2 separate regions of the Homo sapiens genome follow, and region 2 is linked to region 1. A link is an interaction called in ENCODE POLR2A ChIA-PET data of the cell type or tissue named here. Cell type or tissue: PC-3. All regions are shown on one strand. Links, peaks and the distances in the headings refer to the core of each region. The heading gives the core; the rest is flanking DNA. Region 1 has its middle 53 kb from the start of ST3GAL5-AS1. Region 2 overlaps ST3GAL5-AS1 (ST3GAL5 antisense RNA 1).

What was found. ChIA-PET counts read pairs that join two places held together with the same protein. Peaks named below come from ENCODE experiments on the same cell type or tissue, not always from the same donor. Only the 100,000 strongest peaks of a DNase experiment are listed, where the experiment ranks them.
Region 2: POLR2A ChIA-PET joins it to region 1 with 5 read pairs; 7 of 35 experiments call an interaction of 5 or more read pairs at or near these places.

The regions. Positions count from the first base shown.
Region 1 is chr2:85,940,226-85,944,618 of GRCh38, reverse strand. No RefSeq gene overlaps it. Among named protein-coding and RNA genes, the nearest start is that of ST3GAL5-AS1, 53 kb to the right of the region's middle. In PC-3, for the core only: no CTCF peak of the experiment used is centred there; no DNase peak of the experiment used is centred there.
Region 2 is chr2:85,891,998-85,896,390 of GRCh38, reverse strand. It overlaps ST3GAL5-AS1 (ST3GAL5 antisense RNA 1), which reads right to left. Exons shown (of 3, transcript NR_110569.1): 3 at 4,139-4,393. Among named protein-coding and RNA genes, the nearest start is that of ST3GAL5-AS1, 4.9 kb to the right of the region's middle. In PC-3, for the core only: no CTCF peak of the experiment used is centred there; a DNase peak (open chromatin) is centred at 2,360; H3K27ac peaks cover 1,120 bases.

The sequences.
Region 1 (4,393 bases), core at 84-4,083:
GCCCTGTGGGTGAGGAACTTGAATGGGGCATGGAAGGTATGGTTTGCTCTGCTTCACCTTGCCTGGGGTCTCAGTTAGGAAACCTGGATGGCTGGGGGTGATTTGAATGCCAGGGCAGGAGTCATATGGAGACTTCTTGCTCACAAACCTGGTGTCTGGGCTGGAATAAGTTGAAGCCTGCACTTACCTGGGACTAAACCTCAGGTTCCCTCTCCATAGCCTGCCCCTGTGACTTAGGCTTCCTCACAGCAGGAAGGTCTTGATATGGTCAAACTCCCTGCCTGGAGACTCAGGAATCTAAGAGAAATCATTCTAGAAAGAGAAATGGAAGGTGGAAGGCCTCTTATGAAATTTTTCTGTCTGCAGAGTCTCATAGTGCCACAAACACCACATTCTATTGGTTGAACTGTCAAGCTCTCCATAATTCAAAGGCATTTGATATAGATTCTGCCTCTTGAGGAAAGATGTGTAAAAGAATTAGACACATCCTCAGGAGTGGAATTTCTGGGCCACAGAGTATGCACATACTCAGTGTTGGTGCTGCCAATCAATTTGACAAAGGAATTATATCAGCATAACCCCCATAAGCAGTGTATGAGAGCTCTGCTTGGTCCTGCCTTTTTCATTTTAGCTATTCTGTTGGGTGTGAAGTAGCAGCACATTGTGACCTTAATTTGCATTTCCTTTAGATTTTCCTGATGCCTAATAATACAAGTTGTAGTGGGCTGAGTGGTGTCCCCCAAAAATATCACATGCTTTAATTCCTGAAAGCTGTGAATGTTGCTTTACGTGGTAAAGTTTTTGCAAATGTGATTAAGTTAAGGATTTTGAGATAAGTAGATTATTCCGGATTATCTGGTGGGCCCTAAAAACCATTGCAAGTTGATATGGCTTTGCTCTGTCCCCATCCTAATCTCATCTTTGTAGCTCCCATAATCCCCACATGCCAGGGGAGGAATCTAGTGGGAATTAATTGAATCATGGGGCAGGTCTTTCCCATGCTGTTCTCTTGGTAGCGAGTAAGTCTCACAAGATCCGATGGTTTTATAAAGGGGAGTTCCCCTGCACATGTGCTCTTGCCTGCCACCATGTAAGATGTGCCTTTCTCCTCCTTTGCCTTCTGCCATGATTGTGAGGCCTCCCCAGCCATGTGGAACTGTGAGTGCATTAAATCTCTTTTCCTTATAAATTACCCAGTCTTGAGTATGTCTTTAGTAGCAGTGTGAGAACAGACTAATACAGTAAATTGGTACTGGTAGAGTGGGGTGCTGCTGTAAAGATACCCAAAAATGTGGAAATGACTTTGCAACTGGTTAACAGACAGAGGTTGGAAGAGTTTGGAGGGCTCAGAAAAAGACAGGAAGATGTGGGAAAGTTTGGAACTTCTTAGAGACTTGTTGAATGGCTTTGCCCAAAATGCTGATAGTGATGTGGACAATAAGGTCCAGGATGAAGTGGTCTCAGATGGAGATGAGAAACTTGTTGGGAACTGGAGTAAAAGTCACTGTTGCTATGCAAGGAGACTGGTGGCATTTTACCCCTGCCCTAGAGATCTGTGGAACTTTGAACTTGGGAGAGATGATTTAGGATATCTGGCAGAAGAAATTTCTAAGCAGCGAAGCATTCAATAGGAAGCAGAGCATAAAAGTTTGGAAAATTTTCAGCCTGGCAGTGCAATAGAAAGGAAAAACCTATTTTCTGGGGAGAAATTCAAACCTGCTGCAGAAATATGCATAAGTAACAAAGAGCCCAATGTTAATTACCAGGACAATGGGGAAAATATCTCCAGAGCATGTCAGAGACCTTTGTAGCAGCCACCCCCCATCACAGGTCTGGAGGCCTAGGAGGAAAAAATGACTTCCCAGGCCAGGCCCAGGGTCCCACTGCTGTGTGCAGCCTATGGACTTTGTGCCCTGCATCCCAGCCATTCCAGTCGTGGCTAAAAGGTGCCAAGGTACAACTCAGGCTGTGGCTTCAGAGGGTGCAAGCCCTAAGCTTGGCAACTTCCACATGGTGTTGAGCCTGCAGGTGAATAGAAGTCAATAATTGAGGTTTGGGAATCTCCACCTAGATTTCAGAGGACTTAGGGAAATGTCTGGATGTCCAGGCAGAAGTTTGGAGCAGGGGTGGGGCCCTTATGGAGAATCTCTGCTAGGGCAGTGTGGAAGGGAAATGTAGGGTTGTAGCCCCTGTAAAGAGTCCCCACTGGGGCACTGCCTAGTGGAGCTGTGAGAAGAGGGCCACCATCCTCCAGACCCTGGAAAGGTAGATGCACCAACAGCTTGTACCGTGCACCTGGAAAAGTCACAGACACTCAACACCAGCCTCTGAAAGCAGCCAGGAGAAGGGCTGTACCCTGCAAAGCCACAGGGGTGGAGCTACACAAGGCAATGGGAACCCACCTCTTGCATCAGTGTGGCCTGGATATAAGACATGGAGTCAAAGGAGATCATTTTGGAGCTTTAAGATTTGGCTGCCCCTCTGGATTTTGGACTTTCATGGGGCTTGTAGCTCTTTTGTTTTGGCCAATTTCTCCCATTTGGAATGGGTCTATTTACTCAATGCCTGTATTCAGGAAGAAGCTAACTTGCTTATGATTTTACAGGCTCATAGGTGGGATGGACTTGCCTTATTTCAGACAAGACTTTGAACTGTGGTCTTCTGAGTTAATGCTGAAATGAGTTAAGACTTTGGGGGACTGTTGAGAAGGCATGATTGGTTTTGAAATGTGAGGACATGAAATTTGGGAGGGGCCAGGGAAGAATGATATGGTTTGGCTGTGTCCCCACCCAAATCTCATCTTGAATTGTAGTTCCCCTAATTCCCATGTGACATGGGAGGGGCCCAGTGGAAGGCAATTGAATCATGAGGGTCGTTCCCATGCTGTTCTTGTGATTGTGAATAAGTCTTATGAGATCTGATGGTTTTATAAAGGGCAGTACCCCCATACATGCCCTCTTGCCTGCCACCATGTAAGACGTGACTTTGCTCCTCCTTTGCCTTCCACCATGATTGTGAGTCTTCTGCAGTCACATAATACTGTGAGACCATTAAATATCTTTCCTTTATAAATTACCCAGTCTCAGGTATGTCTTTATTAGCAGCATGAGAACAGACTAATACACTAATACAGACTAATAATTTATAAGAATACACTAGTGTTCTTTTAAAAGAGAGGCAGAGGGAGGTTAGACATTCACATTGGAGAAGGTGAGGGCAAGATGGAGGTAGAGGTTGGAGTGATGCAGCCACAAGCCAAAGGAAGCCAGGAACTGCCAGCAGCCCCCAGAAGTGAGAAAAGCCAAGGAATGGAACTTCCTCAGAGCCTCCAGAGGGAGCAAGGCCTTGCCAATACCTTGATTTTGGACTTCTTACCTCCAGAACTTTGAGAATACATATCTGTTGTGTTAAGTTGCCATGATTAGGGAATTTGTTACAGCAGCCCCAGGAAACTAACACAAATGTATTTTTGTTTGTTTACCGGCCATTAGCATATCTTCTTTCATAAAGTACTCATTCAGGTATATTGCTCATTTTCTATTGGGTTGTCTACCGATTTGTTTATTGATTTTAGGAGTTCTTTCTATATATGCTGTTTCTTTTCTTTTCTTTTTTTAAAATATATTTTATATAAGTTGAACTGGTTTGTGTTCCCTGAGAAGCAGAGACTGAGGTGGTAGAAGTGTAAAAGGCTTACTGTGGAGTACACTATGAAAGAAAAGGAAAGAAGATGGGATTGGGTAAGGGGAGCCATCGATCTGCAATACAGCCCTGGTGGCCTCTGATAACCCCATAGGGAGCTCTGAAGCAAAGACCGCCCATCAAAGGAGCCCTGATTCAGGTGGAAATAGCTAGGCCTTTGTATCACTGCCTTCTTTAGTCACTGGCTGGAGCATACTCTGCAAAGAGCACGGTTGGTTACCTTTGCCTTTCTGAATTATTGGCCGAGGATGGCCTCCAAGAAGAGCATGACCTTGGCTCAAAAGCTGATGTGGACCTGAAGCATCCTGCCAAAAGCAGGACGTCGTGAGTTCATCACACTCCTCACAGCTCCACAGGGGGTCCTTTCTTAAAGGAGGACCTGAATGGTGCATTCACATTGCCATGAGTCCTATATTGTAAATGCCTTCTCCCAGTCTATGCTTATCTTTCCCAGTTTAAATGATGTCTTTTGATGGACAGCAGTTCTTGATCTTAATGTAGTCCAATTTTTCTTTTTTTCCTTTATAATAAGTTATTTTTATGTCGTTGTAAGAAACATTTGCCTACCCCAAGTTTTCTTCTAAAAGATTTATTTTTAAACCTTCCACATTTAGACCTACAATCCATCTGGAATTTTTATGAACAATATGTGAAGTAGGGGTCACAATTTATTTTGTCCATTTGACTATTC
Region 2 (4,393 bases), core at 162-4,161, 48 kb after region 1:
TGAAATGGAATTTCGCTCTTGTCACTCAGGCTGGAGCGCAATGGCACAATCTCGGCTCACTGAAACCTCCACCTCCTGGGTTCAAGCGATTCTCCTGCCTCAGCCTCCTAAGTAGCTGAGACTAAAGGCACATGCCATCATGCCCAGCTAATTTTTGTATTTTTAGTAGAGACAGGGTTTTGCCACATTGGCCAGGCTGGTCTTGAACTTCTGACCTCAGGTGATCTGCCTGCCTCGGCCTCTCAAAGTGCGGGGATTACAGGCATGAGCCACTGCACCTGGCCTAAACCCCTAATTTTAGTAGGTCAGGGAAATAGATTTGAAACTGTTCTCCTATCTCCTTGGCTGTAGCAACAGACTAAAGCCTTCTTCACTGACAATACTTATTGTCTCAGTGATTGGCTTTCTGTGCTGGGAGTAGTGGGACTTAGACCAAAGCCCTATTTTGGTAACAATTTCAGTCATGTGAGCCCCTGGGTGGAGAATCCAGCTATACTGTACCTGACTTAAACTGTGAGATAATAAAGATGTGTCGTTTTAATCTAATTTGTGGTAATGTATTACACAGAAATAAAATAAGTATAGCCTGAAACTAATATGCCTATCAGTATACCTACCTTATCCTTCAAAACCAGTCTCACCCCTTTAAGAGGTGGCCTTGAGCTCCAAGACGGATTCTGCTGTGCCCCCTTGATGCTCCTAGGGCTCTTTTTTTGGGGGTGGGAGGACAGGGTCTCACTCTGTCACCCAGGCTAGAGTGCAGTGGTTTGATCATGGCTCACTGCAGCCTCAAACTCCTCAAGCAACCCTCCTGCCTCAGCCTCCCAAGTAGCAGGGACCACATGTGCAAGCTACCACATCCAGCTAATTTTTTAAATTTTTTTGTAGAGATGAGGTCTCACTATATTACCCAGGCTAGTCTCAAACTCAGGGTCAAGCGATCCTCCCACCTTGGCCTCCCAAAGGGCTGAGATTGCAAGAGTGAGCCACTGCACCCTGCCTTTGGCTCCTTGTTAGTTTTTCTCTTATCTTGTTGTTTTACTGGTTTTTGTTTGTTTGTTTGTTAGAAGTGTCTTTCTCTTCTGTTAGACCATTTGATCCTTCAGGGTGAGGACTATGTCTTAGTGTATTAGTCTGTTTTCATGCTGCTGATAAAGACATACCCATGACTGGGTAATTTATAAAGAAAAAGAGGTTTAATGGACTCACAGTTCCATGTGGCGGGGAGGCCTCACAATCACAGTGGAAGGTGAAAGGCACATCTTACATGGCGGCAGACAAGAGAGAATGAGAACTGAGCGAAAGGGGTTTCCCCTTATAAAACCATCAGATCACATGAGACTTCTTCACTACCACAAGAACAGTCTGGAGGAAACTGCCCCCATGATTTAATTATCTCCCACTGGGTCCCTCCCACAACATGTAGGAATTATGGGAGCTACAATTCAAGATGAGGTTTGGGTGGGGACACAGCCAAACCCTATCACTTAGGTAGGCTTGAGGCAAGAGAATAAGGTCTGGAGGCAGGGAACCTAAGGCTGATTTGCACTGACTTCCTAAAATTGAATCAGATGGAAAACCCCACCTCTCCATACCCAAGTAACAAAAGGATCAGAGGCCACTCCCTTTGCACTGCATCACAGATGAAAAATGGAAAGTACCTCTGACTGGTCCCCTCCCGCAACCAATCAGACTGGTCACGGTTCACTCCTTTGTTTACATAGGGTATAACCAAGTAACCAGTGGGAAACCTCTAGAGGGTATTTAAACCCCAGAAAATTCTGTAACCAGCCCTCTTGAACCATTCACTCGGGCCATTCCTACTCTGTGGAGTATACTTTCATTTCAATAAATCTGCGCTTTCTTTCCTTCATTCTTTTGTTGCTTTGTTTGTGCATTTTGTCCAATTCTTTGTTCAAAACGCCAAGAACCTGGACGACTACTGATTTGTCAGGACCCTCTACTGGTAACAGGCTCTGGACTCTGACATCCTGGGTTTGAATCCTGACTTTGTGACCCTGGGCAGGTTGTTTTATCTCCTTAAGTTTCTCTAAGCCTCGGGTTCCTTGGGTAAGATATGGGGATAAGAGACCCTACCTTAAAGGGACACTGTGAAGATAAAATGAAGTAATTTATGTTATGCACTTAGCATGATGCCTCACACATAATAGGCTCTCAGCAAATATTTGTAGAATGAATATATGGGTGAGGGACAGACAGAAGGGCAGCCTGAAGATGTGCCTGGATCTGTCAATATGCATCACTCCACTAACAGAAGAATTCATTCCATGAGGGATTGTTTCCTCAATCTGAGCCTCCTCTGCCAACCGCCAGCCTTCCCATGATGTTTTTGTGTCATCTTTTTCCCTCCTTTGTTTGTTTTACTCCCGCTTCTCCTGTGATTGCTCACAGGAAAACATTCCTAGAAAAACCTCAAGAGACCAACTTCCTTTGTGCTTCAGGGCAGCAGACAGAGCCTGTGTTCTGTTGGCTACAGCTGTGCTCCAGCCCCCGAGGGCCTGCGGAAGAGACAACGTCTCAGGGGGACCAGACAGAAGTCCAACATAAAAAGACAATGCTTCAGTAAGTAACCTGGGCCTGAAACTCCAACACGACAAGGTTATGTCACAGGGCAAGGGACCCCTCACCCCTCCTGCCTCACAGACTTCCTCGGTCTTGGCTGCCACCAACATCTTTCTTCCCGCCTTTCCTTCTGGCCACCTACAAATCAGTCACATCAGCATCACCCCTAACAGTTTCAAAGACACTGGGCCCTCAGGGAAGGCACAGCTTCTGTCATGGCATGGGATGAGGGCCATTTGGCAGGCAAAAAGAAACAGGCCGTTTGGAGAGACCTCTTTGAGACCTCAGTAATTTGAACCAATGACTCCCTACATTTTTACTTATTGCAAAAAACAACATTATAACAACATTAAAACAGATTTGTTAAAAAGGAAGAAAGATTACTTGTGATCCCACCACCCTAACACAACTATTTTCTTTTTCCAAGTTCTCTTCCAGTTTTTGGCCACATGATAGATGTTTGCATACGATGTGTTGCCTTTTTAATTTTTTTCACTTAATATTATATCCTAAGTCTTTTCCAGTATTGACATATGATCTTCACGTTGGCCACATTTTTCTCCCTGCAAATATTCCAGCCAATTAGACTGAGGCATAATTAATGATTTCTTAACCTTTGGGGATTCTTGTTCATCCCCTGGAATCTCTGAGGTTGGCTCTTGGCAAAGCTGTAAATGAAAGTAAGTTTGGTTTTGGGGCCCATCTGCATCCCTTGCAAATCTTCTTTCTTCCCTGCTAGCAGTTCTAGCCTAAGAGTTCTATTGCCATATCCCATTCCCCAACCTGTTCTCTAATATTGCGCTGCCAGTCATTGCACTATCAAAAAAAGTAATAATATAGGTTCTAATTTTTCCTCAGTGTAAAAGCAATACATATGCATGTTGACCAATATGGGAAATACAGAAAAGCAAAAATAAAAATAAGAAGTAAAAATCTGCTATAATCTTGCTGCTTACGATCATATGCCGCTGAAGATCCCATTTGCCTGAGCTAGGTACTTTCCTCCTGGACCCTTCTCTGCCTTCCAGCCTCATTTCATCATTGCAACTTGTGTTGCATAAGTAGGTACATAGCGAATCAGTTGGGGCATCTGGGGTTGGCTAGTTGAAACCACAGAGGAACTTACTATCTCATACAGGTGAAATGTACGGAGGCAAGATGGACTTCAGGACTGGTTTGATTTAGTGACTCAAAAATGTCATAAAGGAAATGGTTTCTTTCTAACCGTGGTCTTCTGCTTCCCACAGCATTACTTTCTTCCTAAAATAAGCTCTTCTTGTAGTCCAAGATGTCTGTCTTACCAACAGCTTCTGAGGCTACTTACTGCCTAGTTCTTGTCTAGCAGAACATGAAAGCATCTCTCCCCCAGCATCCAATAAATTCCTGAGACTTCCTCTGATTGGATCAGTGTGGTTCCTGTGGCTACCCATGAACCATTCCTAGTGGCAAGGAGGATGGGGCAATGGGGCTATCTGGGTGGCTGAGACCAGTAAGTCTCAAACTCTGGTCTCAGGATCAATTTACACACCTAGAAATTACTGAGGATCCCAAAGAATCTTTTTGACATGGTCTTTCTCTTGATATTTGCCAAATTAAAAATTAAAACTGAGAAATTTTTAAATATTTAATTTAATTTAAATATTTAAATTTTAAAATATTTATTAAGTCATTAAAATAATAAATCTGGCTGGGCATTGTGGTTCACACCTATAATCCCAGCACTTTGGGAGGCTGAGGAGGGTGGATCACCTGAGGTCCGGAGTTCTTGACCAGCCTGGCCAACATGGTGAAACCCCATCTGTACTAAAAA